Regions from separate parts of the Homo sapiens genome. Here regions 1, 3 and 4 are each linked to region 2. A link is a loop called in an ENCODE intact Hi-C map of the cell type or tissue named here. Cell type or tissue: endothelial cell of umbilical vein. All regions are shown on one strand. Links, peaks and the distances in the headings refer to the core of each region. The heading gives the core; the rest is flanking DNA. Region 1 overlaps TCF7L1 (transcription factor 7 like 1). Region 2 holds the start of LINC01964 (long intergenic non-protein coding RNA 1964). Region 3 overlaps TCF7L1 (transcription factor 7 like 1). Region 4 overlaps TCF7L1 (transcription factor 7 like 1).

Region 1 (7,583 bases), core at 1,759-6,758, 220 kb after region 2:
CAGAGACCTAGGCTCCAGCTCCAGCTGTCTTGTATGAAGTTGGGGAAGCGTTTAGCCTTTGTTTATGTCCATTAGCTCCTTTTTTTTTTTTTTTTTTTTTGAGACAAGGTCTCACTCTGTCACCCAGGCTGGAGTGCAGTGGTGTGATCTCGGTTCACTGCAACCTCCGCCTCCTGGGTTCAAGTGATTCTTCTGCCTCAGCCTCCCAAGAAGGTGGGACTACAGGCACACGCCACCATGCCCAGCTAATTTTTGTATTTTTAGTAAGAGACGGGGTTTCACCATGTTGGCCAGGCTGGTCTTGAACTCTTGACCTCGAATGATTTGCCCACCTTGGCCTCCCAAAGTGCTGGGATTACAGGCATAGCCACTGCGCCCGGCCTAGCTCCTTTTAAAATTTGGGATAGTCACCCCTACTTGTCATTGCAGGGTTGATGTGCAGATTACACTGGGTTTTGTGTGTGAAAATGCTTTGACAAGTGCAAATGTAGCACAAATGTTATTCACAGTGAAAATGAGTTTTAACTATTGATACCAATATTTGCCCAGTGCTTTTAACTTGCCACAGGCATTGAAATCCCAGTTAATTCATGTCGGGTGTGTGGGCTCTGGGTAGGGCAAGGGATGGGTGGTGGTGGGAAGGGAGGAAGAAGATAGGGTCAGCAGAGGACAGGGACAGAGGTGACACCCCATTTGAGGGCTGAGGGGTGGGGGTACAGAGGTCGCAAAGTGAAAAGACTGTCCTAATTCATAGGGCTTCGTTCCCACTTCCCACCAGGTCTCCCGCGCCAGGCCTGCTTGGCCCATCCCATGTGCTAGTCTGGCCTGTGGCACGTGTGACCTTAAGTTGTTGTTCCTGCCCATGGACACCTTTTTGAAAGCCCAGTCAGTCCCTGCCATCTTGGTCAAGACTTATGGTGAATGAAGAGCAAAGGGGCCTTCTGGGGCTCTTCCCATCGCCCTCCTGCTCCTGTACACAGCAGAGCCAGATTGTGATTGATTTTTCCTGATATTACATGACCAGAGTGAGGGATGATTCAAAGGCTTCTTTTTTTTTCTTTTTTGAGATAAAGTCTCACTCTGTCGTCCAGGCTGTAGTGCCATGGCACGATCTTGGCTCACTGCAACCTCCACCTCCCAGACTCAAGCGATTCTCCTGCCTCAGCCTCCCGAGTAGCTGGGACTATAGTCCTGCGCCACCACACCCAGCTATTTTTTGTTTTTTTAGTAGAGACGAAGTTTCACCATGTTGGCCAGGCTGGTCTTGAACTCCTGACCTCAAGTGATCCATCCACCTTGGCCTCCCAAAGTGCTGGGATTACAGGCATGAGCCACTGCACCCAGCCAAAGACTTCTTTCTGTGAAACTTCCTGGGGCCACCACTTTCCGTTACAGCTTTCATTCTCAAAGGAGTCTCAAGAATTCTGCAAAGAGGCTGCTTGCGGGTCTGTTGCCCAGAAGCAACCTGTCAGCGTTGACACTAAGACAACATGTGTGCTTTTGCTCCTGGCAAAGACTAATGGTTTGCTTATGGAAATAATAGGCGTCATTTATCAAATGTCTCCCATGTGCGAGGCACTGTGTTCAATATGTGACACCGTCCCTAGTCCGAACAACCTGTACCGTGAGTGATAATAACCTTGCCTTACAGATGCTGAAACTGGGACTCAGAGTTGTTAATCACTCATTCAGGGTCACACAGCCTATGTTGGCAGAGTAAGAGCCTGAACCCATGAATGCAGGGCTCCGGAGCCCAGAAGGGCCCTTCCCAGTGCTCCTGACTGCTGCTCCACTCAACTCATTCTTTCTAGGCTCTTGGCAAGGACTGTGCCATGCCAGAGAGAGAGAGAGATTGTGTGTGTGTGTGTGTGTGTGTGTGTGTGTGTGTGTGTGTGTGTGTGTTGGGGAAGTACTGTTTGGTTTGGGTTTTTTGCACTGACATGAGAAAGAATGGGGTGCTGGGTAATCTTTTTCAGGGTTGAGAGACGCTATAATGAAGGAAAGCTCAGCATCCTTGAGTTGGGGTAGATGTTGCCCATGACTCTGTGTCAGGCAGATGGCTTTTATTCATTCATTCCCAGATACTTCTGGATGGCTGTTTCGTAGGGAGCATTGTGTGTGGATGTCGTAAGTGATGGAAATGGATGGGGCAGGATGGCCATCTGGGAGCCTCTGCCTCCTTGGTCAGCCCTGCGTGTCCATGACTACAGCATAGGGAGGGGACTTGAGCCTCACTAGTAGGTTCTTTGAATATGTTGATTGGTTGTGCTGGAATGGATCGGTTCTCTCCACCACTTAAAGTTCAGCTTAGTTGTCATTCGTGTCCCCCCCCCCAAAATGACATAGGGCGTGGTGAGGCTGGTAGTGATTGTAAATATATGCTCGCTCCTGTTATAATCGTTTGGAAATTGACCCAGTACAGGGCATGTGGCATGAAAATGCAGGCCACCCCAATGGCCTGCCCCGGTGCCCTAACAGCAGAGCCCAGCAAACTTTGAGTACTTGTGAGGCCTCATCTCACCAACAGCTTTTTCTTTTCTGTTCCCTGTGCAGTACCTGCAGATGAAATGGCCCCTCCTCGATGTCCCCTCCAGCGCCACAGTCAAGGACACGAGGTCACCATCTCCAGCACACTTGGTAAGTCTGTTTCACCTTAAAGCACCAAAGGGCCACTATTAGTGGCCTCATCCCATGCCACTGCCTTCTGCCATCACGCTGAAGCAGATGGGGTCCAACAGTGTTTCCTCAAATGTGTGAGTACAGTGAGGAAGAGCTGAGTGCTTGGGGCTAACAATTGGGTTGTGACCTCAACACACACACCACACCGCCTCAGATGTTTTGTAATTGGAATAGCCGTCCCCCAACCCCCATGGCCCTGGCTGCTCACCCTGGTTCATCACAGAAGCCTGCCTGCGATCCTTCCCGGCTGCCATCTGAACCCGCTGCCCACTTCACGTGGGCAAGGGTGGCTTCTCTGTCCTGTTGAGGCTTACCCAGAATTGCCTCCTCTTCTCCCTCATAGCTGCCAGGCAATAGTTGAAGAGGCTCTTCTGTTTTTGTTTTTGTTTTTGTTTTTGTTTGTTTTTTGAGACGGAGTCTCGCTCTTTTGCCCAGGCTGGAGTGCAGTGGCACAATCTTGGCTCACTGCAACCTCTGCCTCCCAGGTTCAAGCGATTCTCCTGCCTCAGCCTCCCAAGTAGCTGGGACTACAGGCATGTGCCACCACGCCTGGCTAATTTTTGGTATTTTTAGTAGAGACGGTGTTTCACTGTGTTAGCCAGGATGGTCTCGATCTCCTGACCTCGTGATCCGCCAGCCTTGGCCTCCCAAAGTGCTGAGATTACAGGCATGAGCCACCGCGCCCGGCCGAAGAGGCTCTTCTGTACAGGATGTTATAGGAAAGAATTCAATAGGACGTATGCAAACAAATGCTCCTCAGGGCAGCCGAGCCTCTTCTGCCAGGCCCTGTGGCAATACCAGCTGGAAAGGAGGGTCTGGACAATCCTGGGAGACAGGAGCAGTGGATCCAAGCAGTACCTCTGGCCTCCTCAGGACATGCAAAGGACTGAAACCCAAAGCTGATAAGAGATGCTCCTGGAACAGAACCAGATATCCTACTTTCCTGGGCTTTTCCTGGGTGCTTGGGTCAACACTTGCCTTAAGATGCACTCACCCCACAAGCTAACTGGTGCTCGCCGACTGTACAGTGAGCCTCAGAATCAGGGAATGCGGTTAGAAGGGACCCTCATCCTGCATGACCTATGCATTTTACAGACGAGCAGACATAGGACTTCACTGTTACTGCCCTGTACTAGGTATTAGGCGTTGGGCTTCTATGATGTTTATTAAAGTTTAATTACAGAAAATTTTAAAGATGTATCAAAGTAGAGAGAATTACATAATGAATCCCCATGTTCCCTTCACCCAGAATTTCCCTCCTGCTACATAGGGGATTTAAAGTGAATCCCAGACATTACTTCATCTCATAGGACATTTTAAGAGATACTGATAGCTGGGCGCAGTGGCTCACGCCTGTAATCCCAGCACTTTGGGAGGCCGAGGTGGGCGGATCACGAGGTCAGGAGATCGATACCATCCTGGCTAACACGGTGAAACACCGTCTCTACTAAAAATACAAAAAATTAGCCAGGCGTGGTGGCGGGCGCCTGTAGTCCCAGCTACTAGGGAGGCTGAGGCAGGAGAATGGTGTGAACCCCGGAGGCGGAGCTGATAGTGAGCCGAGATCGCGCCACTGCACTCCAGCCTGGGTGACAGAGCGAGACTCTGTCTCAAAAAAAAAAAACTGATAATTCTTATTCATTAAAAGCTTAGAGTCTAGCAGAAGAGAAAGAAGATATGTGCAGAAAGCTAAATAAATAAGGGTGCAGGGAGCCTGTATGATTTCCAGTAATCAGGAGACCTGCTCCTGTGGAGCCCTTGGGAGTTTACAGTGGGATCTACAGTGGGATGCCACATGCAGCTCTCAGGTGATTGTCACAGCCATCACCAGGGAGTCAGGCAAGGATGACAGTGGAAGGAACCGTGAGTGCGGGACCAGCCATCCGGGAAAGGCAGCAGGTTCTGCAGCCAGTCGCCAAGGCACAAGCTGCTGTTGAACAAGCACTCCACACCTCAGGCATAAGCCAGGGTAGTGGCTTTGGCCCAGAGTCCCACTTGGGATAGCCAAGCACGAGGCGCGGGTGCCCTCTAGTGGTGCCAGTCAGCCCTGGTGGAGGATGTGCGGACCACATCTGCCCACCCTAGACCTGGCTCGTGCCCTGCACCTCCCCCCAGTGCAGCCATCTCTGTTTCAGATCTGTGCCTTCCTCTACCTCTCCTGTGCCGTCTGCCAGCCCACTCCTGAAGACCTGAGATGGCTGGGTCCTCTGTCTTAGTTTCTCTCTGCATATTGTCGCATCTCCATCTACTTTTCAAGAATGTTATTTCCCTTTAAAAACTAACACATGAGGCCGGGCGTGGTGGCTCACGCCTGTAATCCCAGCACTTTGGGAAGCTGAGGCAGGCAGATAACCTCAGGTCGAGAGTTCGAGACCAGCCTGACCAATGTGGAGAAATCCTGTCTCTACTAAAAATACAAAATTAGCCAGGCATGGTGGCGCATACCTGTAATCTCAACTACTCAGGAGGCTGAGGCAGGAGAATCGCCTGAACCCGGGAGGCAGAGGTTGCAGTGAGCCGAGATTGTGCCATTGAACCCCAGCCTGGGCAGCAAGAGCAAAACTCCATCTCAAAAAAAAAAAAAAAAAAATCGGCGTGGTGGTACGCGCCTGTAATCCCAGCTATTTGTGAGGCTGAGGCAGGAGAATTGCTTGAACCCAGGAGGTGGAAGTTGCAGTGAGCTGAGATTGCACCACTGCACTCCAGCCTGGGCAACAGAGCAAGACTCTGTGACTCAAAAAACAAACAAACAAAAAAAAAAACTAACATATAGTGGCCAGGTATGGTGGCTCATGCCTTTAATCTCAACACTTTGGGAGGCCAAGGAGGGAGGATTGCTTGAGGCCAGGAGTTTGAGACCAGTCTGGGCAACATGGTGAGATCTCTACAAAAAAGACGGAGTTTTGCTCTTGTTGCTCAGGCTGGAGTGCAATGGCGCGATCTTGGCTCACCACAACCTCTGCCTCCTGGGTTCAAGCGATTCTCCTGCCTCAGCCTTCCAAGTAGCTGGGATTACAGGCATGTGCCACTATGCCCGGCTACCTTTGTATTTTTAATAGAGACAGGGTTTCTCCACGTTGGTCAGACTGGTCTCAAACTCCCAACCTCAGGTGATCCACCCTCCTCGGCCTCCCAAAGTGCTGGGATTACAGGCGTGAGCCACTGCGCCTGGCCAAAATTTTTAAAATTAGCCAGATGCAGTCATTCACACCTATAGTCCCATTTACTCAGGAGGCTGAGCTGGGAGTTCGGAGCTGCAGTGAGCCATGATTGTGCCACTGCACTCTAGCCTGGGTGACAGAGTGAGACCCTGTCGTGAACAAAAAAACAAAACTAACACGTGTACTCTGAGTTTCCCATTCTTCCTTTTGCACAGAGCAATCCTCTGAGAAATGAAAGAAAAACCCTGTGTTCAGCCTTCCTGTTCCTGTGAGCACCGTCCTGTTTCTTTTTTATTGTTTACCGCCTGACTTCCCACACCTCTGTCACCTCCTTTATTCTGCCACTCCACTGCAGCCCGGCTTAGCGCTTCAGTCACCATCGAATAACTAACTCCACTCATTTTCCTGCTTTTTTGCAACACAGCCGACAGCCAAGGCCTGACTACTCTCTGCTTCCTGTAAATCTTATCATTGACTCCAAGATACTGTATTAATACACATAATCAGTTGTTTGTCTTTTTGAAGCTTCCATTTTCTTTCTAGACTTTTATTCAAATAAATCAACTCTTCATCATCACTTATTCCTCTCAATGTTTGTGACAGAAAAAATATATAAAATCCCATCAAGAGAGCTGTAGAACTCTCAAGAAAGTTCTACACCCGTAGTTCCAACTGCCAAACAAACATCTAACCATTGCAGATGTGTGCTCTGCAAATAATAACTCAGCATTGTGGTGGAGCAGGGGTCCCTTATTTTGTCTAAGGGCAGAGAAGCATGAACCGTTGCCACACATGGCATTATAGATAGCAACATGGATAGTTTTCTAGTAAATTTTATATTACCGTAGTCTATATTATAATATAGCAAAGCAGACACAGGCCTCAAAAACTTAAGGAACATTTATGGGAGAAAATCTTAACTGGGAATTCAACAGATGGGGAGAAGACCATCATTCTCAGTTTTTGAGGCAGAGCATCTCATTCCAACGAGAGGTGTGTACGTGCAGGAGCAAAACCTGAGACACCCGGGGAGGAGGGTATATGAGTGGGAGGCTGTATAATACACTTGGTTGCAATCCCAGATCCACCTCTTTCTATTTATGCAGCTCCAAGCAAATTACCTCATCTCTCTTTGCCTTGGTTTCCTCATCTATTAAATGGGGATTAGAAGAGACTGACTTCATAGAGTCGTTGTGCGAAAATGAGCCAGTGTATTGTAATGAGTCTAGAATTGTGCCTCTACCACAAAATAAGTCCTCAATAACTATTAGCTTACTACTCCCAGCGTCACCACCACCACTACCGCTACCTCTACTATTATTAAATGAGAGGGAAAGAACAACGAAAATACTGTTTAATTAGCAAAACTAAGAGGTAATGAGGGCCTGAATTAGGTGCCAGAACAAATGGACAGATTGCAGAGGTAACAGAGATAATGAGCCTATAGAATTTAGCATCTAATCCCCCAAGGATATGATTTAATTGGTCTGGGGTGCGGCTGGTATCTTAGTTTTTAAGCTCCCCAGGAGATTCCAAGGGGCAGCCAGAGTCGAGGATCATTGTTGTAATTGCAAATCACAAACCAGAGGCGGAGTGGAAGGAGGACCTAGAGACATCCCAGTTTACTCCATGCGGCTCTCCAGGCTAGACGTGTGAGCAGAACTTGAAGGTTTTTCGGAGGGAGTCACAGAGGTTTGGACACCGGCTTTTTTGTTAAAATACTTGAGATTATGAAATGTATTT
Region 2 (7,583 bases), core at 969-5,968:
AATTTTTGTATTTTTAGTAGAGACAGGGTTTCACCATGTTGGCCAGGCTGGTCTCGAACTCCTGACCTCAGGTGATCCACCCACCTCAGCTTCTCAAAGTGCTGGGATTACAGGCGTAAGACACTGCACCTGGACTGTTTCTCCATAACTCTTATCACCATCTGACATCCTCCCTACCCCATATACACATTATGTGCACACACACACACACACACACACCCCTACATACACACACACATAGATGCCAGCTTCCTGAGGGCAGGGCTGTCCATTAGTCACCCTTGTATCTCCATGTCTATAAGGCATGGCACACGGTAAGTGCTCCATAAATATTTATGGGATAAAAGAATGAATGGTGTGGGCCAGACTCTGTTAAGAGTGTTTTTTATTATTTCAAAAGTGCATACCAATATAAAATACTCAGTCCCTGTGGAAAACAATTTGGCAGTTCCTCAAAACATTAAACATAGAATTACCATGTGACCCAGCAATTCCACTCCCAGGTATATCCAAGAGAATTGAAAACATATGTTCACACAAAACCTCCTACATTCATGCTCAGAACAGCATCATTCATAATAACTGAAAAGAGGAAACAACCCAAATGTCCATTCACTGATGAAAGGTTAAACAAACATGATCTACACAATGGACTATTATGCGGCCATAAAAAAGAATGATGTACTGACGCATGCTGCAACTTGGATGAACTTTGCAAACATGGTAAGTGAAAAAAGTCAGTCGCAAAACGCCACAGAGTATATGATTCCATTTAAATGAAATTCCCAGAACAGGCAAATCCATGGACACAGAAAGTGGATTAGTGGTTGCCAGGGGTTGGGCAAGGAGAGAGTGGGGAGTGGCAGCTCGTGTGCACTGGGTTTCTTTCTGGAGTGTTGAAGAGGTTCTCGAATTAGATAATGGCGACGGTTGCATAACTCTGTGAAGATATGAAAAGCCACTAATTTGTACACTTCGAAATGGTTAAAATGGTGAATTTTATGTAAAGTTTATCTCAAAAAAAAAAAAAAAGTCAAACATACCTGCGGTAGGTATTCTTAACATCCCCATTTTACTGATGATAAAAGTGCGTGTCAGGGACCAGCTCTGCCAGGTGCCCAGCAACCCTGCACATCTCCACCGGGCTCGACGGCAACCTGACCTGCGTCTTGGTGGAACACCCTGCAACTCCTCATGGAGCAAGGGGCGTTAAGTGGCCCTGTGCATCGCTGCCGTGAGTGGTCTCACCTGCCTCCCCACCCTTTTGGAACTGCTGCAAGGCCATTTCTCATCGATCTTCCTAGTTTCTGTTGAGCGCAGCGCTTTCCTCCTCTCTCCCCACTCCCACAAGTTACGTCTGCAGGTGCCTGCTAAGTCTGTAGAGTGCTCGGTTGCAGTTGAGAGCTGGCTGCTGCACAGCAGGGCAACCCACTGTCCATGCCATCTGGTGTCCCAACCTTCCAGCCTTGTGTCCTCCTGTGGGACGAGGGACACAAGGAGCGACATGTCATGCTGATTTAGCTTTTGCTGTCTGCGTATGTAACAACCTGTCCAAATCCATGTGGCTCAATGTCTCCCTACAGACAAATCTATGGAAGTGTGGCTGGCCAGCCCCACAGCTGCAGGGGTAATCTCTACGGCCCCGTTAGCCCCTGCTGCTTTGGGAATGCTTGATGCTGAGATGAAATAAATGTTCCTGGGGCCCACCACTGCTGGAGGCAGGATCCCATCCCAGCTGGTCTGACTCAATTCAGACACAGTAAAAGCCATCTGGCAGGTTATCTGATATGACAGTAAATTAAAATGAAGACAGTTCTAGAAAAGACGAGATTTGTTCTAAAGTTTTTCTTTCTGATCTCTTCAAAATTTCTGCCTTATCTTTACTACAACAATTCAGAGAAGTCAAGGAACTCCAAAGCCTCTCTTAGGGGCATTTAGACAGTCATCTTTGGGGAAATATGGGGCTAGGACACGTAAAGTCACTCGATGACTTTTAGAAATATTAGCCTGTGACCACATATACATTTCTTCAGGATTAGAAATTAAACTGGCAGTCTTTACACTATAGTTAAACATTGTCTCCAAAATTGCCCCTGCAGTTTCCAAAAGTTGAAAGCCCTCACCCATTAGGGACATTTGAGTCATGGCACCTTACCTAGGCCTTCTTCAACCACAACCCTGATCTTCCAGCTGCCTCTTCTGTCCTCAAGACAGAAGCTCGCCTAATCCTTGGAACAAGAGGCAGCAGATCCTGAGAAGTTTCTGCTTGTGTTTGTCGGCAAGGAGATGGCTTCAGCAGTGGTAGGGGCGTAGGCAGGGGCAGGGCTGCCCCCTTAGTCTGTGAGGCTGGTGATCGGCCACAGTGAATTGGCTCCATATCCACGAAGAGGCAAGGAGGCTCTGCTCTAGTGACCCAGGTCCAAACCTGGGAAGCTCCAGATCTGGGACAAGCTCCAGATCAGGCCCAGGCTAGCCGTGTGACGTTGGAGCAGCTGCTTAACTCTGAGCCTGCCCCTCCTGCTGCACAAGTCCCTGCTGGCTGTGTGGATGAGCAGAAATAATGTCCATGAAGGCATCACAAGGTCTCAAATGGAAGGCTCCAACAACTGGTTCAGTGAAAAAAAGGTTTGGAGAAAATACACATTTCCATGACCCCAACTGTGGAGAAATCTTTCTGTCCTTCTAGCTTTAAGAGTAGCAGAGCACTGTCTGGTGAGGAACTTTTCCTCCCGAACAGTCTCAAAATCGAAGCTCTGAGCACACTGAGCCAGGCCTTCCCTCATCTCTTCCTCTTCTGCACATTTGCTCAACTGTGATCTGAGTCAAGCCAGCAAGATCCAAGCTAGTCTAGCAAAGCATTTTCCAAGCAGCCTTGGAAAGGGGTTGGCCTCGTGAGGACACTGATTCCTAATATTTGCAGTTGGCTTTGCAGAGCTCTCATTACAGCGAAGGTGTGAGGGTGTCTGTTGCCACCCGCTTTTGAGAGAGAGGCACTGAGCACTACAACAGCACAGCTAATGTTTATTGGACCCTTCGTTCGATCCAGGAATTTAGATGGACTATTTTATTTAATTATTTCCATTAACCTGCTACCATTATCCCATTTTGGAAAGAACACAACGGAGGCCCAGGAGGGGTAAGGATTCTGTCCTGCAGTCCGAGGCCAGCAGGGCTGTGTTTCCCAGCACCGTGAGGGTCTTTACAGTTTGGGACCAAACAAGGGTGAAGTTCAGGACGGGGCCACGTGAGGGCGGTGGACTAACATGAAACAGAAAAGCAATCCGTTGCCCAAACGCCGGACAACTCCCAAAGGTCCTTGTTAACATCTATTTGATTTCTATTTATTTTCCAGGCAGCTGTGGGAATTGGGTAAAAGTGTGGTGTCTGGGGCCAGACTGCCTGGGGTCGATGCTGCCTCCATTATTTACCGACTGTGTAATCCCAGGAAAATTAGTTACCCTTCCTGTTTACCCTCCCTGAGCTTGCTTCTGCCTCTGTAAAGTGGCCCAGTTAGCAACCGGCAGGCCAGGACTCCAGAGCTACGGAGGACAAGTGGTGGCGCGATTATCGTAGCGAGCAGCACGGTGGGAGTGGCGCTAACGGTCAGTTCAGAAGACACTTCTGGAGATGGTTAATAGAACTTGGTATAAACAAACGGCGAAATACTTGCATTAGCCAACAGAGTGCTATTCAAATTGAACCATCAAAAGAAATCAAGGATGGGTGATGATGAAGCTGAGGATAGTTGCTCCAATAAAAAGTCGCTCTCCTTTGCCCAGTTTCTACACTGGGTCAGTTTTTGAACCCAGAACCCACTGATTGAAGCAGCGCCTGCAACTCCAGCAGGAAGAATCCTGCGACACGTGGCAATTGAACATGTAATGACTCCTTCAGGCCTTCCCTCAAAGGGACCTAAGACTATTTACTTGGGTAATTGAGCACTGGGGAAAAAAAATACTAAACATCTTGAGGACAATTAGACACAGACTTATAGTAGATATGAATAACCTTAGATCCCAAGTGTAATCATGGCCCCTGTTAGAATTAGGCACATACAGGCTGGGCACAGTGGCGCATACCTATAATCTCAGCACTTTGAGAGATTAAGAGGGGAGGATCACTTGAGGCCAGGAGTTGGAGACCAGCCCGGGCAGTATAGGAAGAACCTATCTCTACAAAAAATTTTAAAATTAGCCAGGTGTGGTGGTGCACGCCCGCAGTTCCAGCTACTCAGGAGGCGAGGCGGGAGGACCACTTAAACCCAGGAGTTCAAGGCTGCAGTGACCTATGATCATGTCAGGGTACTCCAGCCCAGCCTGGGCCACAGAGCAAGAAGCTGTCTCTAAAAACAAAAAACAAAAAACAAAAAAACGGAATAAGAGCATATAGCGACTAGGTATAAATGGAGTTCTGGCTAAACTCCAGCTCAGAATATGTCCATTGAGCAGTGGGCATTTCCTCAGTTCCCAAATGTATATGAAATAGAGATTCTTGGTAGTTGGCCTAATCTCAACAGTTCTTTTCATTATAGCAGTTTGAATGGGTGTGTAGTGGTTCTCAATGTGGATTAAATTTGCTTTTCCAAATTGACTATATTGAGCATCTTTCATGTGCTTATAGTTATTTGTATATCCTCTTTGGTGAAATGTCTATTTTGTACATATTTTAATTGGGTTGGCAGTTTACCTTGTTACTGAATTGATTTCTTTTTTTATTTCCCTTGAGACAAGGTCTCGCTCTGTTGCCCAGACTGGAGTGCAGTGGCACGAACTCAGCTCACTGCAGCCTTGACATCCCAGCCTGGAGATATCCTTCCACCTCAGCCTCCCAAGTAGATGGGACTATAGGCACACACCACTGTCTCGCTCTGTCGCCCAGGCTGGAGTGCAGTGGGGCGATCTCAGCTCACTGCAACCTCCTTCTCCCAGGTTCAAGCGATTCTCATACCTCAGCCTCCTGAATAGCTGGGACTACAGGCGCGCACCACCACGCCTGGCTAATTTTTTGTGTATTTTTAGTAGAGACAGGGTTACATCATGTTTGCCAGGCTGGTCTTGAACTCCTAAAGCCCCCTATAATAGTGAATATGGCTCCTATTAATAAGACGTAGTGGAAGTGGGCTACAACATAGTATCTGTCATATAACACAATGTCTAATGATGAGTTGGCTAGTACAGTGCCGGTTAGGCCTCCTACCATAAAAAGGAAAATAAATCCTAGGGCTCACAGCATTGCGGGGGATCATTTGGTATTGCTGCCGTGAAGCATAGCAAGTCAGCTAAAAACTTTGATGCCTCAAATTATCCACCTGCCTTGGCCTCCCAAAGTGCTGGGATTACAGGCATGAGCCACTGCGCCTGGCCTAATTTTGTTCATTTTTTGTATGAACAAGGTCTCACTATGTTGCCCAGGCTGGTCTCAAACTCCTGGACTCAAGTGATCCTCCTGCCTCAGACTCCTGAAGTACTGGGATTACAGGTATGAGCCACTGTGACCAGTCAGGGTTGAATTCTTTATATATTCTGGATACAAGTCCTTATCACATATATACTGTGCAAATAATTTTTCCCAGTCTGTGGCTTAGCTTTTCATTTTCTTTCTTTCTTTCTTTTTTTCTTTTTCTTTTTTTTTTTTTAGATGGAGTCTCTCTCTGTTGCCCAGGCTGGTGTGCAGTGGCAAGATCTCAACTCACTGCAACCTCTGCCTCCCGGGTTTAAGCAATTCTGCCTCAGCCTCCCGAGTAGTTGGGACTACAGGCGCGTGCCACCACGCCCAGCTAATTTTTTGTATTTTTACTAAAGAAGGGGTTTTCACCGTGTTAGCCAGGATGGTCTCAATCTCCTGACCTCGTGATCCGCCCGCCTCGGCCTCCCAAAGTGCTGGGATTACAGGCGTGAGCCACCGCTCCCAGTCTCTCTTTTTTTTTTTTTTTAAACTGGGTCTCACTCTGTTGCCCAGGCTGGAGTGCAGTGGTGGAATCTCAGCTCACTGCAGCCTCTGCCTCCTGGGTTCAAGGGATTCTCATGCCTCAACTTCCCAAGTAGCTGGGACTACATGTATGTGCCACCACATCCAGCTAATTTTTGTATTTTTAGAAGAGACAAGGTTTCACTGTGTTGGCCAGGCTGGTCTCGAACTCCTGACCTCAAGTGATCCGCCCGCCTCAGCCTCCCAAAGTGCTGAGATTACAGGCATGAGCCACCACGCCCAGTGCTTTTCATTTTCTTAATGGCATCTTTCACAGAGAAGTTTTTAATTTTAATGAAACTCAATTTTTCTTTTATGGATCATGCTTTTGGTGTCATGTCTAAGAATTATTTGCCTAACACCAGGTCATGATGTTTTTTTCCTGTTTTCTTCTAAAAGTTTTATAATTTTATTTTATACATTTACATCTATAATCAAGTTTATTTTACCACCAAATTCTATTACATCATCCAAGAACTACACAATTACATTTTTATTGAGTTTAAATTCACATAATATAAAGGTAACCATTTTATTTTTTATTTATTTATTTTTTTTGAGGCAGAGTTTCACTCCTGTTGTCCAGGCTGGAGTACAGTGGCGTGATCTTGGATCACTGCAACCTCTGCCTCCCAGGTTCAAGCAATTCTCCTGCCTCAGCCTCCCAAGTAGCTGGGACTACAGGCATGCACCACTACGCCTGGCTAATTTTTTGTATTTTTAGTAGAGACTGAGTTTCACCATGTTGACCAGGCTGGTCTTGAACTTCTGGCCTCAGGTGATCCACCCACCTCGGCCTCTCAAAGTGCTGGGATTACAGGCATGAGCCACGAGCCACTGTGCCCGGCCAAGTTAACCATTTTAAAGTGGACAATTCAGTGGCATTTAGTGCATTTACAATGTTGAGCAACCACCACTTCTATTTCTAAAACATTTTCATCACTCCAGAAAACCCACTCAGTGATTACTCTCCATTCTCTCTTCCCCACAACCCCTGACAACCACCAATCTGGTTTGTTTCTATAGATTTACCTATTCTGTACATTGCATATAAATGGAATCATACAATATGTGACCCTCTGTTCTTTTACTTAGCATGTTCTCAAGGTTCATCCATGTGTACCATGTATCAGTACTTCATTCCTTTTTCCTGCTGAATATCCCAGTGCATGTGTGTCCCTCGATTTGTTTCTCCATTCATCCACTGAGGGACATTTGGGTGGTTTTTACCTTTAGGCTGTTGTGAATAACACTGCTATGAACACATGCATACAAATATTAGTTTGACTACTTTTTTTCAGTTCTTTCAGGTAAATGCCCAGGAACGGAATGGCTGGGTCAAATGATCATTCTATGTTTAACTTTTTGAGGATCTGCCAAACTGCTTTCCACAGTGGCTGCACCATTTTACATTAATCCCAGCAATATGCAGGGATTCCAATTTAGGTTTTTAAATCAGAAAAACTTTCTCATCAACACTTGCTATTTTCTGGTGTTTAAAAATTATTCTCGTACTAGTAAATATGCAGTGGTATCTCACTGTGGTTTTTGGTTTGCGTTTTCCTAATGACTAATGATGTTGAACATCTTTCCATGTGCTTATTGGTCATTTGTAT
Region 3 (7,387 bases), core at 2,335-7,334, 230 kb after region 2:
TAACATTTACTTTTTTTTTTTTTTTTTTTTTTGAGACCGTCTCGTTCTGTCGCCCAGGCTGGAGTGCAGCGGCACGATCTCGGCTCACTGCAGCCTCCGCCTCCTGGGTTCAAGTGATTCTCCTGCCTCAGCCTCCTGAGTAGCTGGGATTACAGGTGCCCACCACCACGCCCAGCTAATTTTTGTATTTTTAGTTGACACAGGATTTCGCCATGTTGGCCAGGCTGGTCTCAAACTCCTGACCTCAAATGATCCACCTGCCTCGGCCTCCCAAAATGCTGGGACCATAGGCTTGAGCCATCATACCCAGCCAGTAACATTAACTTTTCATGTCATTATCTTACTCACAATATAGATTGAACTTTTGGCCGTGTCCCAATAATGTCCATGATAGCCCATGTGTTTCTCCTGGTCCCAGGTTCCACCTGGCATCATGGATTACATGTAGCCCTCATGTCTCTTTAGTTCCCTCGAATCCAGCAGAGGTCCTTAGCCTGTCTTTGTCTTTCTTGACCTTCACATTTTTTGAGAAGTACAGGCCAGCTGTTTTGTAGAATGTCCCTTAGTTTGGGTTTGTCTGATGTTTCGTCATGGTTAGATTCAGATTGTGCATTTTTGGCCAGAATGTCACTGCACTAAAGTTGCATCCTCGTTACCTCATTTCAGGAGGTAGCCCTACAGTCTGCCTTTGTCCCAGTATTAGTGATGTTAGCATCAACTGTTTGGATTAGGTGGTATCTGACAAACGTTTCCACCCTAGGGTAACAATTTTTCCCTTTGTAATTAATAAGTGTTTTGTAGGGAGAGGCTCCAAGGCTATGCCAATGCCCTATTTCTCATCAATTTTTCACCCACTAGTTTTAGCAGGCAGTGATGGTTTTCCACCTGCATCGTTCCTTCTGTTCATTTCTGCTGTTGAGCTTCAGCGTCTTTGAAATTCTTACTCATGTCTCCCAGCCCATTCGTCTTTGTATAGACTGGAGTTGACATTGTGGCAAGTCACATTTGTGCCATTTGTAACTGTGATGAGAAAGTCGCTGATAGATACAGAGAAAAAAAATTAAAAACCATTCTACAAATAGTGTTTCTAAAGAAGAGACCAAACTGAAGGAAAAGAGGCAATTAAGAAAGTTAAAATGGGCTCTAAAAACAAAAACTTGAATTTATGGATTGAAAGAGCTCCTTTGAATTCTATAAAACTCAATGAAAATTGACATTCACCTAGACATATCCTAAAAACAGTTCAAATTGCAAGGGTTTAGAAATGTTTTCCTTCAAGCACCCATGCAGAAGAGAAAAAAAGGCAAATGCCAAAGGAACAAAAATAAAGGTAACCTTAGGGCTGTCTTTTGCCACCCTTAATGCCAGCAAACAGTGGGAAAAGAAGAGTTTGGGTAAGGAAAGGCTTATCCCAAGAATGACAAATCCTGTCCTACTTGCAAAGACCTCAGAAACATACCATTGCTCAGAAGGACCTGAAAGCACATTCCAGGTCCCAGAGTCTTTTCTCTCTCCTATTGCCCTGCAGAGACTCTTGACTTACCTTCACATTTTTCGTAGCCTGCAGCACACCACTTTCAGGAGCTCAGAAAGTATTTGTTGACCCATCCGTACAGACCCTCATTCTCCTCTCTGCTGCAGCCCACTGGCCTGCCGTGGGTCCTCACACGTGCTATGCCAGGCATACTACACTAGTGTTTCTTTGGCCAAAATGTCCTTCCCCACAATCAACGTGTCCAGCTCCCCACTTCTTTCAAAATGTGAAAGTCATGCTCTCAGGCCAGGCGCAGTGCCTCACACCTGTAATCCCAGCATTTTGTGGGGCCCAGACAGGCAGATTGCTTAGTCCAGGAGCTCAAGACCAGCCTGGGTAACATGGCAAACCCCCATCTCTACAAAAAATACAAAAGTTAGCCCGGCATGGTGGGAAGATCCCGTGAGCCCAGGAGGCAGAAGCTGCAGTGAGCTGAGGTCACACCACTACACTCCAGCCTGGGGGGACACAGTGAGACTGTGTCTCCAAAAAAAAGTCATTTTCTCATTGACACCTTCCCTGGTCATCCTGGGAAACATCCTGTTTAACCTGCTCACCCCCTCTATATTTCTTTTCTACTTTCTCTTAGTTTTTCTTCTTAGCATTTTAACACTGTATTAAAATATTTTAATAAACTTATTTATCTAATATTTTTTATTTTATTTTATTTTTGTTTGAGACAGAGTCTCCCTCTGTCGCTCAGGATGGAGTGCAGTGGTGCGATCTCGGCTCACTGAAACCTCCACCTCCCAGGTTCAAGCGATTCTCCTGCCTCAGCCTCCCGAGTAGCTGGGATTATAGGCATGTGCCACCACGCCTGGCTAATTTTTATATTTTTACCGAGATCATGCCACTGCACTCCAGCCTGGGTGACAGAGTGAGACTCCATCTCAAAAAAAAAAAAAAAGTGCAGGCCGGGCGCGGTGGCTCACGCCTGTATCCCAGCACTTTGGGAGGTTGAGGTGGGCAGATCACGAGGTCGAGAGATCGAGACCATCCTGGCCAACATGGTGAAACCCCGTCTCTACTAAAAATACAAAAATTAGCTGGGCATGGTGGCGGGTGCACGTAGTCCCAGCTACTCGGGAGGCTGAGGCCAGAGAATTGCTTGAACCTGGGAGGCGGAGGTTGCAGTGAGTCGAGACTGCACTCCAGCCTGGTGACAGAGCAAGACTCTGTCTCAAAAAAAAAAAAAAAAAAAAAGCATGTGAGAGAGGACACATGGCTTCCTAGGGAGACCAGAGTTTAAAGACCTTTGTCTTGTACCAACTCTAGAAACAGACTGAAATAGACGGGAAACACCTGAGCTAGAAAGAGCTGGCTTGCAGCGCTTGCCTGAAGGATTTAGGTCTGAGGTGGCTCTCAGGGGCTCTTTGGATGCATCTGGATTCAGCTTCCTGGCCATGCACACCCATGCCCACGCTTGTGTGTTTTGTCCCTGTTGGGGTTATCCACAGAGGGGTGTGCGGTGGTTCCCTACATTCCTAGTCCTCGGTTTGGGTATATGCTGTGAACATCCTGCCCCTGGGGGCAGCTGAGGAGAGTAATGAGCAGGAACTTTTATTGGGACAGAAGCCTGCAAGGAGAACCTTCCTTCTAGGAGGCCACTATCTACTTACCGCCTTCCCTCCCGGTTCATTTTCTGGACAATGATGCCACCTAGTGGGAAACGGTAAGAACTCACACAGCATTTCGACAACTATACATAGATCTTCAAATAAAAATTTCCCTACTTTGTATTAGGTTGGTGCAAAAGTAATTGTGGTTTTGCCATTAAAAGTATGGCCAAAACCACAATTACTTTTGCACCAACCTAATACTTAATTCTGTTACCCATTGAGTCCTGTTTGCTGGTTTCTCCCCAGGCCAAATACAGCACATGAGCAATCAGGATTTGCTAATACTATCACCAGTTTTTAAGACAGCTATAAATGATGTAAATAAATGTAAATTTAAAACTGATGCAGAGGCTGGGCGTGGTGGCTCACACCTGTAATCCCAGCACTTTGGGAGGCTGAGGCAGGGGGATCGCCTGATGTCAGGAGTTCAAAACCAGCCTGGCCAACATGGTGAAACCCCATCTCTACTAAAAATACAAAAAAATTAGCCGGACATGGTGGTGGGTGCCTGTAATCCCAGCTACTTGGGAGGTTGAGGCAGGAGAATCGCTTGAACCCAGGAGGCAGAGGTTGCAGTGAACCGAGATCACACCACTTGCACTCCAGCCTGGGTGACAGAGCAAGACTCTGTCTCAAAATAGAATAAAATTTTATTTTGAGCCACTGAGCCCGGCACAGTGGCTCACACCTGTAATCCCAGCATTTTAGGAGACCAAGGTGGATGGATTGCTTGAGCGCAGGAGTTCGAGAACAGCCTGGGCAACATGGTGAAACCGCGTCTCTACAAAATATTAGCGAGGTGTGGCAGTGCGCATCTGTAGTCCCAGCTACTTGGGAGGCTGAGGTGGGAGGATTGCTTGAGCCTGGGAGGTAGAGGCTGCAGTGAACCGAGATTGCACCACTGCACTCCAGCCTGGGCAACAGAGCGAGACCTTGTCTCAAACACACACACACACACACACACACACACACACACACACACACACTGATGCCCAGAAAGGCTTAATGAAAGGAGATATGCCAAAATGACCATAGCGACAGGGTTAGGATGGTGCAGTTATGTTGTCTAAATGCTTTGTGATACAATTATGATATAGTTTGCATTTCTTTCTTAGAAAGTTTGTGTTATTCATAGTATATTTTTTTAAGTAGTAGATCATGGTGAAAGTAAAGTTGGAAAATATGGAAAGAGAGACAATAAAGACAAAGTTACCCATAGTTTCACCACTCAAATATAACTTGTTTACATTTTTGGTGTGCTTCTATTTAGCCTTTTTTTAAATTACAGAGTTTATGTATTTTTTAATTGTGATTATGTATTTTCACGCTGGTAATAATTCTATTGGATTTATTTTACTAAAAGTCACCCTTTAGACAAAGCTGTTTCCAGAAACTATCATTAAGATGCATTGGCTTCCTGGAAATCTGATCTTACAATAATTTTTAATATTTTTGTGTTGTATGTTCATGTATATGGAGATATCTTCAAAAACGAGTAATTGGACAGGTGAAAACAGTAAGAAGACAGTACTTTTTAAATTCATGATGCAACATCCAGTGAGCCCACCAGCCACCAGCAGGGCCCAGCTGTGTGCTGGCGCCACCTGGTGGTCATGGTTATAAACGGTTTAATTCTCCGCCTCTCCTCTCTGCTTGGCACACTGAAAAGGAACAAGGCTGTGGTGAGCTCAAGGATACCCAGGAAATCTATGGATTGGAGTTTGCATTATGAGTACCAAATAGGCACCACATGAAAGGAAAGAAAGGTCTCATGGAATCTACGAAATGAAAAATTCAAAGAGGAATATAGCCATTTGGAGTTGTAGCCCTTGGGTTACCTCCAAATCATCTTTTTTACAAATCTCTTTTTTTTTTTTTTGAAATGGAATCTTGCTCTGTCACCCAGGCTGGAGTGCAGTGGCACGATCTCGGCTCACTGCAGCCTCTGCCTCCTGGGTTCCAGCAATTCTCCTGCCTCAGCCTCCTGGGTAGCTGGGACTATAGGCACACGCCACCATGCCCGGCTAATTTTTGTATTTTTAGTAGAGACAGGGTTTCACCATGTCGGCCAGGCTAGTCTCGAACTCCTGACTTCAGGTGTTCTGCCCGCCTTGGCCTCCCAAAATGCTGGGATTACAGGCATGAGTCATCGTGCCCGGCCACAAATCTCTTTTAAAAAGAAATCTCTTCTCCACTTGTAACTCACTTATCTTATTATCAAAAAACATAATTTCTGTCCTTTCTCTGTGACAGATAAGTTTTACGTTTTGAGAAGGTTCTGGGAGAGACAGGTTGTACAAGAGAAAACATTCTTGTTTATTAGAGCCATAAACAGCTGATATGAATCCCAGCTCTGCCACTTACTAACCGTGTCCCAGGCTAAGTCATGTAATCTTTCTGGGCTGTTCCCTCATCTCTGGAATGGGGGTAATCACAGCTTCTTTTCTAGGTTATAAGGAGTAGAAATTATGCCTGGTGCTGTGTTTGTAATGCAGGGTTCAGTGACCTGTAGATGTTTTTAAAATAAAAAGCCTTATGGATAAGTCAGATTAGGTTTAAACAATTAAAAAGTTAATTCTGTTTACCAATTGTAGAACGCACAGGTTTTTCCCATGTTAACATCTCTGAAGATGTGTCTGTGGCGTGCCAGCGTTTTTCTCAATAGCTTTATAAAATAATGGTGCTCCTTCCATTTGGTGGTGTTTTACACAGAATGTGGTAGTGAGGTCAGCAGAGTAAAGTGTTACAGAGAGAAGTGTTTCAAGTGCTTTAGGGTTGTGTCTGTAAAGCCTGAATATGAGACTTGGTAGTATGAGGTCTAATGGGGGCAACTCTCCCCCTGCCCTGTTCCCAGTCCCAGACTTGAACCTGAGAGCAACTGTTTCTATGAAGTTTATTTGAAAAATGTGTGTTAAACCTTTTCAGGGCCGGGCGCAGTGGTTCACACCTGTAATCCCAGCACCTTGGGAGGCCGAGGCGGGTGGATCACCTGAGGTCAGGAGTTCAAGACCAGCCTGGCCCACATGGTGAAACCCTATCTGTACTAAAAATACAAAAAAATTAGCCAGGCGTGATGGCAGACGCCTGTAATCCCAGCTACTCCAGAGGCTGAGACAGGAGAATTGCTGGAATCCGGGAGGCAGAGGCTGCAGTGAGCCGAGATCATGCTACTGCACTCCAGCCTGGGTGACAGAGCAAGACTCCATCTCAAAAAACAAAACAAAACAAAAAAAAAACCTTTTTAGATTCAATGAGATGACACAGCGCAGATCATCCCTCAGCAGCCTGTAGTGTTTGAGATGACACAGCGCAGATCATTCCCCAGAAGCCTGTACTGTTTCCCACACACAGTGCACGTGAGGGGAGCGATGGAGGGTGGGTGTGATCCCTTCTCAAGTCCTGCTGCTCTGCTGTGTCCACTGCTGTCATCTCTCAGGGACTGTTTTGAGGACTGAATGGGATGTTGCCTGGAAAATACCTGGCACTTACTTGATTCCATAAATAACAGCTGGTCATACTCTCCATCTCCTTGGCAACCATTCCTGGTCTTTTTTGTCTCTTTCAGTCTAATAAAGTTCCTGTCGTTCAGCACCCGCATCACATGCATCCGCTGACTCCCCTCATCACCTACAGCAATGACCACTTCTCCCCCGGCTCCCCTCCCACCCACCTCTCCCCAGAGATCGATCCAAAGACAGGTAAGTCGTCTGCCACTCAGGCAGTGCTGCTGCAGGGCAGGCGGGCTTCTCTTTTGTGGGAACATAACAGCCCTTGAATCAGGCTGACCTGGGTTCAAATCATGGCTCTTTGTCTCAGGAGTCTTTGGACCTTGTCTGCTAACTTTAGCCTTGTCATTTTTTTTTTCATCTGTGCCTCCCCTGTACCTTCTCCACCATAGGGTCACGATAAGGCCCACAGGAATTAAATGCAGTAAAGCACAGGGCCTGGCTCCATAGGCAGTGTGTGGGGTGGCTCTGCCCAAGTCTAGCCCAGCTGTGGGCCGTGCTTCCCTACACCAAGACATGTTTGCCCTAAACTGAACATTTTTAAATAGATTCATCAGTCTAAGCAGACACAGAAGTGCAACCGTAAAGCAGTGAGGCCAAACTGGCTTTTATTTATTTATTTATTTAAGACAGTCTTGCTGTGTCGCCCAAGCTGGAGTGCAGTAGTGTGATCTCAGCTCACTGCAGCCTTGACCTCCCGGGCTCAAGCAGTCCTCCTCCCTCAGCCT
Region 4 (7,583 bases), core at 1,170-6,169, 180 kb after region 2:
ATCTCTACTAAAAATACAAAAAATTTAGCCGGGCATGGTGGCACGCACCTGTTAATCCCACCCACTGGGGAGGATGAGGCAGGAGAATCACTTGAACCTGGGAGGCAGAGGTTGCAATGAGCCAAGATCGCGCCACTGCACTCCAGCCTGGGCAACAGAGCGAGACTCCATCTAAAAAAAAAAAAAAAAACAAAAAAAAAACAAGAATGAAAAGGAAGCAAGTAAATTAATTTTAATAGTATATCTTATGTAACCCAATTCATCAACAGTATTAGCATTTCAACATGTAATCAATTTAAAGACTGATTACTGAGACGTTGGATGTTCTTTTCTCGTACTGAGTGTTCCGTGTGTGTTTCCTGTGGCCTGCATGCCATTTCCAGGGCTCCATAGCCACATGTGGCAAGTGGCCACTGCACTGCATGGACCACGTTGCACAGAGCAGCTCTGGGAGCCTCCCTTTCCTCCTCTGCACAATGGAGATGATTATGTCCCTGCACCTCCCTCTCTCACAAGGCTGTTGTGAACACAGAGGAAGCCGGGGGACTGCTGTGGAGATGAAGGATGTTTTAAACCTCAGGCTGTCATCGCAGAGGGTGTGGATGGCAAACCGGAGAGGAGTCAAAGGGCTGATATGGGAACTTCCCTCCTGTTTCTAACAGTTCCCGTGTTAGAGGTGAAGGAGATAACTGAGAAACACACAGATGATAAAACCATTGGCTGGGCATGGTGGCTCACACCTGTAATCCCAGCACTTTGGGAGGCCAAGGTGGGTGGATCGCCTGAGGTCAGGAGTTTAAGACCAGGCTGGCCAACATGGCCAAACCCCATCTCTACTAAAAATACAAAAAAAAAAAAAAAATTAGCTGGACATGGTGGCGAGTGCCTGTAATCCCAGCTACTCTGAGGCAGGAGAATCGCTTGAACCCAGGCGGCAGAGGTTGCAGTGAGCCAAGATCACACCAGTGCACTCCAGCCTGGGCAACAGAGCAAGACTCTTGCCTCAAAAAAAAAAAAAAAAAAATCAGTTGCCTGAAATAGTGCTTGTACTTACAGATTAAGTCACCAAGGGGCAGAATTTTGTGCCTGCTGAAATTTGAAAAAATAGTCTTGCAGCCAAAAGAGAGAAAAATGTGTTTCTTTCCTAAACTATGGTAATAGTAAAAGTATGTGATGCTTTTTGTTAAGTTTTATTTTAATGGAAATATTAAATCTGTGCCTTTTGTTTTTGTTTTTAAGGAAATGGAGAAAGGAAGGAAGCTGGAGGGTTTAAATTCATTATGCTAGCTTTAGATTCTGCAAAATCAGGAAATCAGAAAGTACAAGTTCTCAGAGTTAGTGACATTTAACTCAATTGGGAAGGGCCCGCCCAAGGTCACCCTTTTAAAGGGTTTGTCTTCCTTTTCAACATTTTTTACACAGCATGTCTTTTGGAGCTCAGCAGTTTTTGCTCTCTTTCTTTCTCAGTGTGGGAACAGAAGTTGGCACACGAGTATTTTCCTCATTTGACTCTTGAAATGCCCTGTCCTCAGTGCCTTCTACATGGTGGTGCACAGTAGAAGTTTGTTGACTGACTCATTGAGTCTAGAGGATGGGAGCAGGGGAACAGCAGGGAAGAGCCTCTTTGCACTCTTTGATCCAGAGGACTGGATGCACTTTGTTTTTGTTTTTTTTTTTTTTTTTTTTTTTTTTTTGAGATGGAGTTTCACTCTTGTTGCTTAGGTGAATGCAATGGCACCATCTTGGCTCACTGCAACCTCTGCCTCCCGGGTTCAAGCGATTCTCCTGCCTTAGCCTCCTGACAGCTAGGATTACAGGTGCCCGCCACCATGCCCAGCTAATTTTATATTTTTAGTAGAGACAGGGTTTCACCATGTTGGTCAGGTTGGTCTCGAACTCCTGACCTCAGGTGATCTGCCCACCTTGGCCTCCTAAAGTGCTGGGATTATAGGCATGAGCCATCGGGCCCAACCTGGGTACACTTTCAAGCAGTCCTTGTTCATGCATGATAATTCAGGCCCCAGATATATTTTTATTTTATTGACTTCCTTAGAAACTTAAAAAAAGAAATTAAATACAGCCACTGTTTATTTTTAGTATTTTAACTAAACTGTCTGTTGGACTCTATTTGTATTTCCTTAGGACCTGGATAACTCCGTGAGTCCAGGAATAGTTTGCTTTTTGGTAAATATTCCTTTCAGGTTTCTCTTTGCTTGCTTGCTTTTTTTTTGGGCGGAGGGGGGCGGTGGTGCGGGGGGGCAAGAATAGATTTTTGAATCATGAGAACCTAAAAACATCTGTAAGTCTAAGGGACCATCTTAAAGAAGCCAGTGAGAACTTCTTCTATTATCTGGATCACTTAAAATCAAACCAAGCATTTACCTACAAGGCCCCAGGGGCTCTGACATTTGTGATCTCATAATTCTTCCATTGATACCATGAGGCTGGAAACCCTATGGTTGCTGGCTTCCCTGGGTCACTTGGCTGCCTCTGGGCTGCCAACATAGAACCCACGTCACATAAAGCCCCGGCCCAAGTAAAATGCCAACATCCAGGCCAAATCCACACTTTTCCATTTGTGAACATGTCGCGCTTAAGAATTACCTCCCTTCTTTCTGGGATGGCTCAAATAATGGAAGGAATGGTCCTCCATCACCTTGAGGTTTTGTCAGCTTGACGTCCTCATCCAAGCCTGACCACAGCCGTTATGACAGCATGAATGCAAACACCACCTCTCCTGACCTAGACGCTGCACCCGGCTGTGCCCGCTTCTGCTGTAGGGAGAGTCAGTGAGGTCCATCTGCAGCCTTCCTCCTTTTCCTTGAATGGGGCTTGGCATTGAGGTTTGTGCACACCCTGTATAGAAGGCAAATGTTGAGGCCAGCCTTGTCCCCAGGCTCAGTCTTCCTGAAGACTTTGTCACTCCTGCTCACAGCACCCACTTTCTCCCCTTCCACACGGGATGTGTTGCTTCCTCCTGTTTCTTCTCTTTGCAGATCTCCAGTTTTCTGTCTCCTTCAAGAAATCTCCCCAGGGCCTCTATATCCCCTTTTCTCTGCCTCCCTATTGAAGCAGATGTTTTACCTCAGCCTTTCCTAGTACACTGTACTGTTTTAAAAACTATTGAATGAAAGGGCATGTTTTCCTTTCCTTTCCCCATTTAGATTACACACCTCTGGCAGTGGGGCCTCCAGCAAGTCTTAAAGATCTCGACGCACCGACATCTTGGCACATAGTAGTTAACAATAAGTAACTGTTCAATTGGCTTCTAGTTGAACCTCATATGTCTTGGTTAACATGTGCAGGATTGGTAGGCATTCAGCCCCAATTATTCCGCCCTTAACTCATTTTTGCAGTTTATTAATAATCAGTTGGCACGCAGTTTCGAAAGAACTAATTCTGTAATAACATGTTATGGCTACTCCTCGGCGCCATTACATGCCTGAGGTCCCTTGCTGTCCCTTTGTGTTTTTGATGAAAGGTAACAGCCTGGTGTTCCCAGCCGTCACCCAGAGGTGGGAGCAGATCCGGCTGCTGCAGCTTATTGCTAGGAATGGGTGAGGCTGAGTGGAAGCTTTAGTAACTCAGGTGCGGCTCTTAAGCTTTGTTTTGAGTTTCAAAAGGGCTGTTTTGTCCCTTACTCGTGAAGTGGCCTTGTGTGACATAATGGCCCCCTCTGTGCAGGGTTCGAGGGGAAGGGAAGGGGAACATGCCCAGCGACTCCACGTGGGGAAGTTGCATTTCCACACCATTCACAGGGGATCCAGTGTTTTCGGAATTGTCTGGGTGTGAACAGCATAAGAGGTGCTAGAAACTCAGCAAGGGAAGGGGGAGCTGGGCCAGGAGGAGAAGGCTGGGGATGGGCTGAGGAGAGAGAGCTTCCTGGCCAGAGGCAGCCCCAGGCATGGGTCTTGGGTTCTGAGTGGGCAGGATTCTGGCTCAGGGTGAGAGGTGAAACTTCGTTCAGGAGATATACGCTGAGCCATCCACTACGTGCCAGGCACCTTAGAAAGGGCCGGGTATTCATATTGTGACTTCACACGGCTCCCTGCAGAGTTGACGTTGGGAGCTGCCCTGCTAGCCACGGACCACATTGTGAACAGCACCCCCTGGGGGTGGGAGATGTGGTGGGCGGAGTTCAGGATCCAGCCACAGGGAAAGAACGAACAGGCAAACTGTGGGATCCCGGCCTGCCAGGGAGGGTTCAGGGTAAAGCCTTCAGTTTGCTTGTTCATTCATTTATTCAATATTTATTGAAGGCCTCACAGGGAGGTGACAAACTCTATAGACACATACACGGGGGAAGAGCACGCCAGGCAGAGGGAACAGCAGGTGCAAAGGGGATGGCGCTTGGTAGGTTCCAGGAGCGGGCAGAACAGAGTGGCTGGAGCAGAGTGGGCAAGGCTGGGGGGCAGCACTGAAGGAGGCACAGTCAGAAAGGGGACAGGGGGCTGGTCACAGGGGCATGCAGCCCATGATGAAGCCTTTTGACTGAGATGGGGAGTAGAGAGGGGTCTTGAGCAGAAAGGTGACGTGATCCAACCTTTGTTTTAACGTAGCGCCATGGCTGCCATGATATAATCATAGACCGAAGGGGTCAAGGGTAGAAAATCAGAGACAAGTTGTTGGGCCAGTGGGGCCTGGATGGTGGCAGTAGAAATGGGGAAAGTTCTCAGATTCTGGACCCATTTTGAAGGAGGAGTGACAGGATTTGCTGATGGAACAAATGTGGGGAGCAAGAGGAAGAAGAGTTAGGAATGTCTCCTGGGCAGTGGGAAAGAAGAAAGTGTCATTGACAGAAATGGAGAAGACTGTGGGAGGGGCAGGTTTGGGAGGAAATAATTAGGAGCTCTGTTTGGGACATGTTGTATTGGAGATACTTTTTGGACATCCAGTGGGGAGAGTGATAGGTGGGGTAATTGGGTCTAGAAGTCAGGGATGAGGTCTAGGTTAGAGACAGAGACTTTAGTCATCAGCATGTTGATGGTACTTCAAGCCATGAGACTGGAGGAGATCCCTGAGACTGAAGCTGAGAAAAAAAGAGGTCAAGGGCTGAGCCGTGGGCACTACAGCTTTTGCACACTGGAGAGAAGAGCAAGAACTGGCAAAGGAGACTGAGAAGGAGCAGCCAGAGAGGTAGGAGGAGACCTGGTGGGCGCCGCATTCCTGCAGCCAAGGAGGGGAGTGTACGAAGGAAGAGGGGCTGCTGCTGAAGGTCGAGTGAGATGAGGGCTGAGAAACAACCATTAGGTTTAGCAAATGCAGGTCTTTGCTGTCCTCAAAATATAGACTTGGCACTCTGCCCGCTAGCAGGACAGATTCCAGAATAGAATCTGGTATCAAGACAGATACCAGGGAGAGGAGGCTCTTCAAAATCCCAGGCACGTCTGGCCCCCTAGGAGACTCAGGAAAAAGTCTCCAGACTTGGAACCTAAGCTGGACTGCCTTATCTGAGAAGATTGGTGTAATCAATGGTTTGGTGTCAGGCTCCCATAGAGAATGGGGTGAAGCTGACTATGGCTCAGCACTTGCTTAGGATAGTGGGCCATAGGGGGTTCCCTTCTTGGATGGAGGGCCGAAGGCAAGCCTCTTCACTGGGCATCAGTCACCAGTCCCTCTTCCCTCTAAGATGGGGTAGGTTGGCTGACAAGGCTTCCCACTGGCACAGTGCAACCAGAAGTCCCAGATGGGGACCTGGAACCATGTGGCTCATCTTTGAGCTACAAGGTCAGAGCCAGGGGCCTCTTTAAAACAGACCGGGCCAGGCACGGTGGCTCACATCTGTAATCCCAGCACTTTGGGAGGCCGAGGCGGGCAGATCACGAGGTCAGGAGATCGAGACCATCCTGGCTAACACGGTGAAACCCCGTCTCTACTAAAAAAAATACAAAAAATGAGCTGGGCATGGTGGTGGGCGCTTGTAGTCCCAGCTACTCGGGAGGCTGAGGCAGGAGAATGGCATGAACCTGGGAGGAGGAGCTGGCAGTGAGCCGAGATCGCACCACTGCATTCCGGCCTGGGCAACAGAGCGAGACTCCATCTCAAAAAAAAATTAATTAATTAAAAAAAAAAAAAAACAGACCAACAGTTGCCCATAGACCAACAGCAGTTTGTCAGATGGAAACAGTTAAAGGATGGCCATGTCCTTCTTGGGCAGTGCAGTGCCGGTTTTGGTCACCCGGTGACTGACCAGCTCTCCTTTGCCCAGAAAGATCTCCAAGTGAATGGCAGTCAGGTGTCCCCCATGAATGTGGTTTAGGACAGGACTGTCCACAGTGCTGACTCAATGCAATGGTGTTATTTATTGCTTCTGCTAGTGGTGGTGGTTGGCTTGGTTCTGATCTCCAGATGTAACAGTGCCATCCCGGCAAGTGAAATCATGCATTGGGAAAAAATCGAGGATGGACATCTCAACACAGTTGGGTGTAGTTTCCACTTGCAATTACTCATAAGCTTCACAGGCTTAGTGGAATCTTAAACTGCCCTCAAAGGAAAACTCAATTAGATCAAAATGGATTTAATTACTTAATGAATTCTAAATGTGTCAAAATTGACAGGCAAGCTTATTTGGGGGCCTGGGAGAGGGAAGTACTATGAAGAGTGTCACATGCCTTTCATGACAGAGCAGAAGGGAGCTCACCTCCCACACAGCTCCACCCACATATTCCCAGATTGACATACTTAACGACTCACATCCATTATCTCATTTCATCCTCAAAATAGTTCTAAGAATTAAGTGCAGCTGGTATAATCACTCCTATTTAATAGACAGTGAGTTGAGGCTTATTGAGGTGATGGATTTGCCCCTGGCAAGGCGAGGCTCTCCACGCAGGTCTCCTGACTTCTCCATCTGGCCGTTGCTCGGTGGGGGAGGAAGCAGCCCCTCTGACAAGTGTACTCATGGATATTGCCACCAGCATTTATTAATAACAGATGAGCCAAGTGCTCAGCAGAATTGCAATCCTAAGGACTCTCAAGCATTTCTCTCAAGATATTTTTTTCTTATCTCATGAAATCATGCAGTCTAGTCATTATCTGATACATGTACCCCCATGATGGTTTTGACCACCACCCTCCTTCCCTCTTGTCCACTTGTAGGACAGGAGAATTGCTCTGTGCCTGATGTCACCATAGGTCCTGGCTACCCACCATTCTCTGTAAAGAGTGAGTGCCAAGAGCTTTCAGTGAGGTACATTCCACTGGAGTGGGAGGTTTTAGCAGCTCTTTCCTTCATAACTGAAACAGTTGATTGATTGTGCTGTTACCAGGCTCTGTTTGTTTGCCCCACTGGGTTTGCATCCCTACAAGAAGCCCCCTCTGTCTTTTTGCAGGTGCTTGAGCAAGTACACCATGCTAGTGAGCAGTTCAACAGAATCCATTTTCTTAGAGAAACTGGTGAAGTGAACACAGCTTACCAGGATACAATATCCAAATTAGCACACTACCTTTTATTGTTATTAATATCACCATGACCGCTATTATTAACCTCTCCCTCTTATACAAACACATTCACTCATATGCATCCTATTTCAGAAGGTTTATCTTCTTAAAGACTGATATAATTTTCACATTTTACTTTAAAC

The links. A loop is a pair of places that touch in the nucleus more often than their neighbours do. Peaks named below come from ENCODE experiments on the same cell type or tissue, not always from the same donor. Only the 100,000 strongest peaks of a DNase experiment are listed, where the experiment ranks them.
Region 1: it touches region 2 in a loop (11-fold over the local background); 89 of 110 quality-filtered maps call a loop at or near these places.
Region 3: a loop joins it to region 2, with 10 times the contacts of the local background. A loop is called at or near these places in 83 of 110 quality-filtered maps.
Region 4: it touches region 2 in a loop (9-fold over the local background); 8 of 110 quality-filtered maps call a loop at or near these places.

The regions. Positions count from the first base shown.
Region 1 is chr2:85,280,942-85,288,524 of GRCh38, forward strand. TCF7L1 (transcription factor 7 like 1) reads left to right here. Exons shown (of 12, transcript NM_031283.3): 4 at 2,554-2,637. Among named protein-coding and RNA genes, the nearest start is that of TGOLN2, 43 kb to the right of the region's middle. RefSeq lists a silencer at 4,683-4,752. In endothelial cell of umbilical vein, for the core only: a CTCF peak has its summit at 4,705 (motif pointing left); a DNase peak (open chromatin) is centred at 4,690.
Region 2 is chr2:85,063,740-85,071,322 of GRCh38, forward strand. LINC01964 (long intergenic non-protein coding RNA 1964) reads right to left here and starts at 3,608. Exons shown (of 2, transcript NR_146453.1): 1 at 1,044-3,608; 2 at 371-940. In endothelial cell of umbilical vein, for the core only: a CTCF peak has its summit at 3,241 (motif pointing right); a DNase peak (open chromatin) is centred at 3,302; H3K4me3 peaks cover 214 bases; H3K27me3 peaks cover 247 bases.
Region 3 is chr2:85,295,766-85,303,152 of GRCh38, forward strand. It overlaps TCF7L1 (transcription factor 7 like 1), which reads left to right. Exons shown (of 12, transcript NM_031283.3): 5 at 6,719-6,851. Among named protein-coding and RNA genes, the nearest start is that of TGOLN2, 29 kb to the right of the region's middle. In endothelial cell of umbilical vein, for the core only: CTCF peaks have their summits at 3,192 (motif pointing left) and 4,765 (motif pointing left); DNase peaks (open chromatin) are centred at 3,176 and 4,756.
Region 4 is chr2:85,239,772-85,247,354 of GRCh38, forward strand. The region is part of intron 3 of TCF7L1 (transcription factor 7 like 1); the gene reads left to right. Among named protein-coding and RNA genes, the nearest start is that of TCF7L1-IT1, 57 kb to the left of the region's middle. In endothelial cell of umbilical vein, for the core only: a CTCF peak has its summit at 4,129 (motif pointing left); a DNase peak (open chromatin) is centred at 1,330.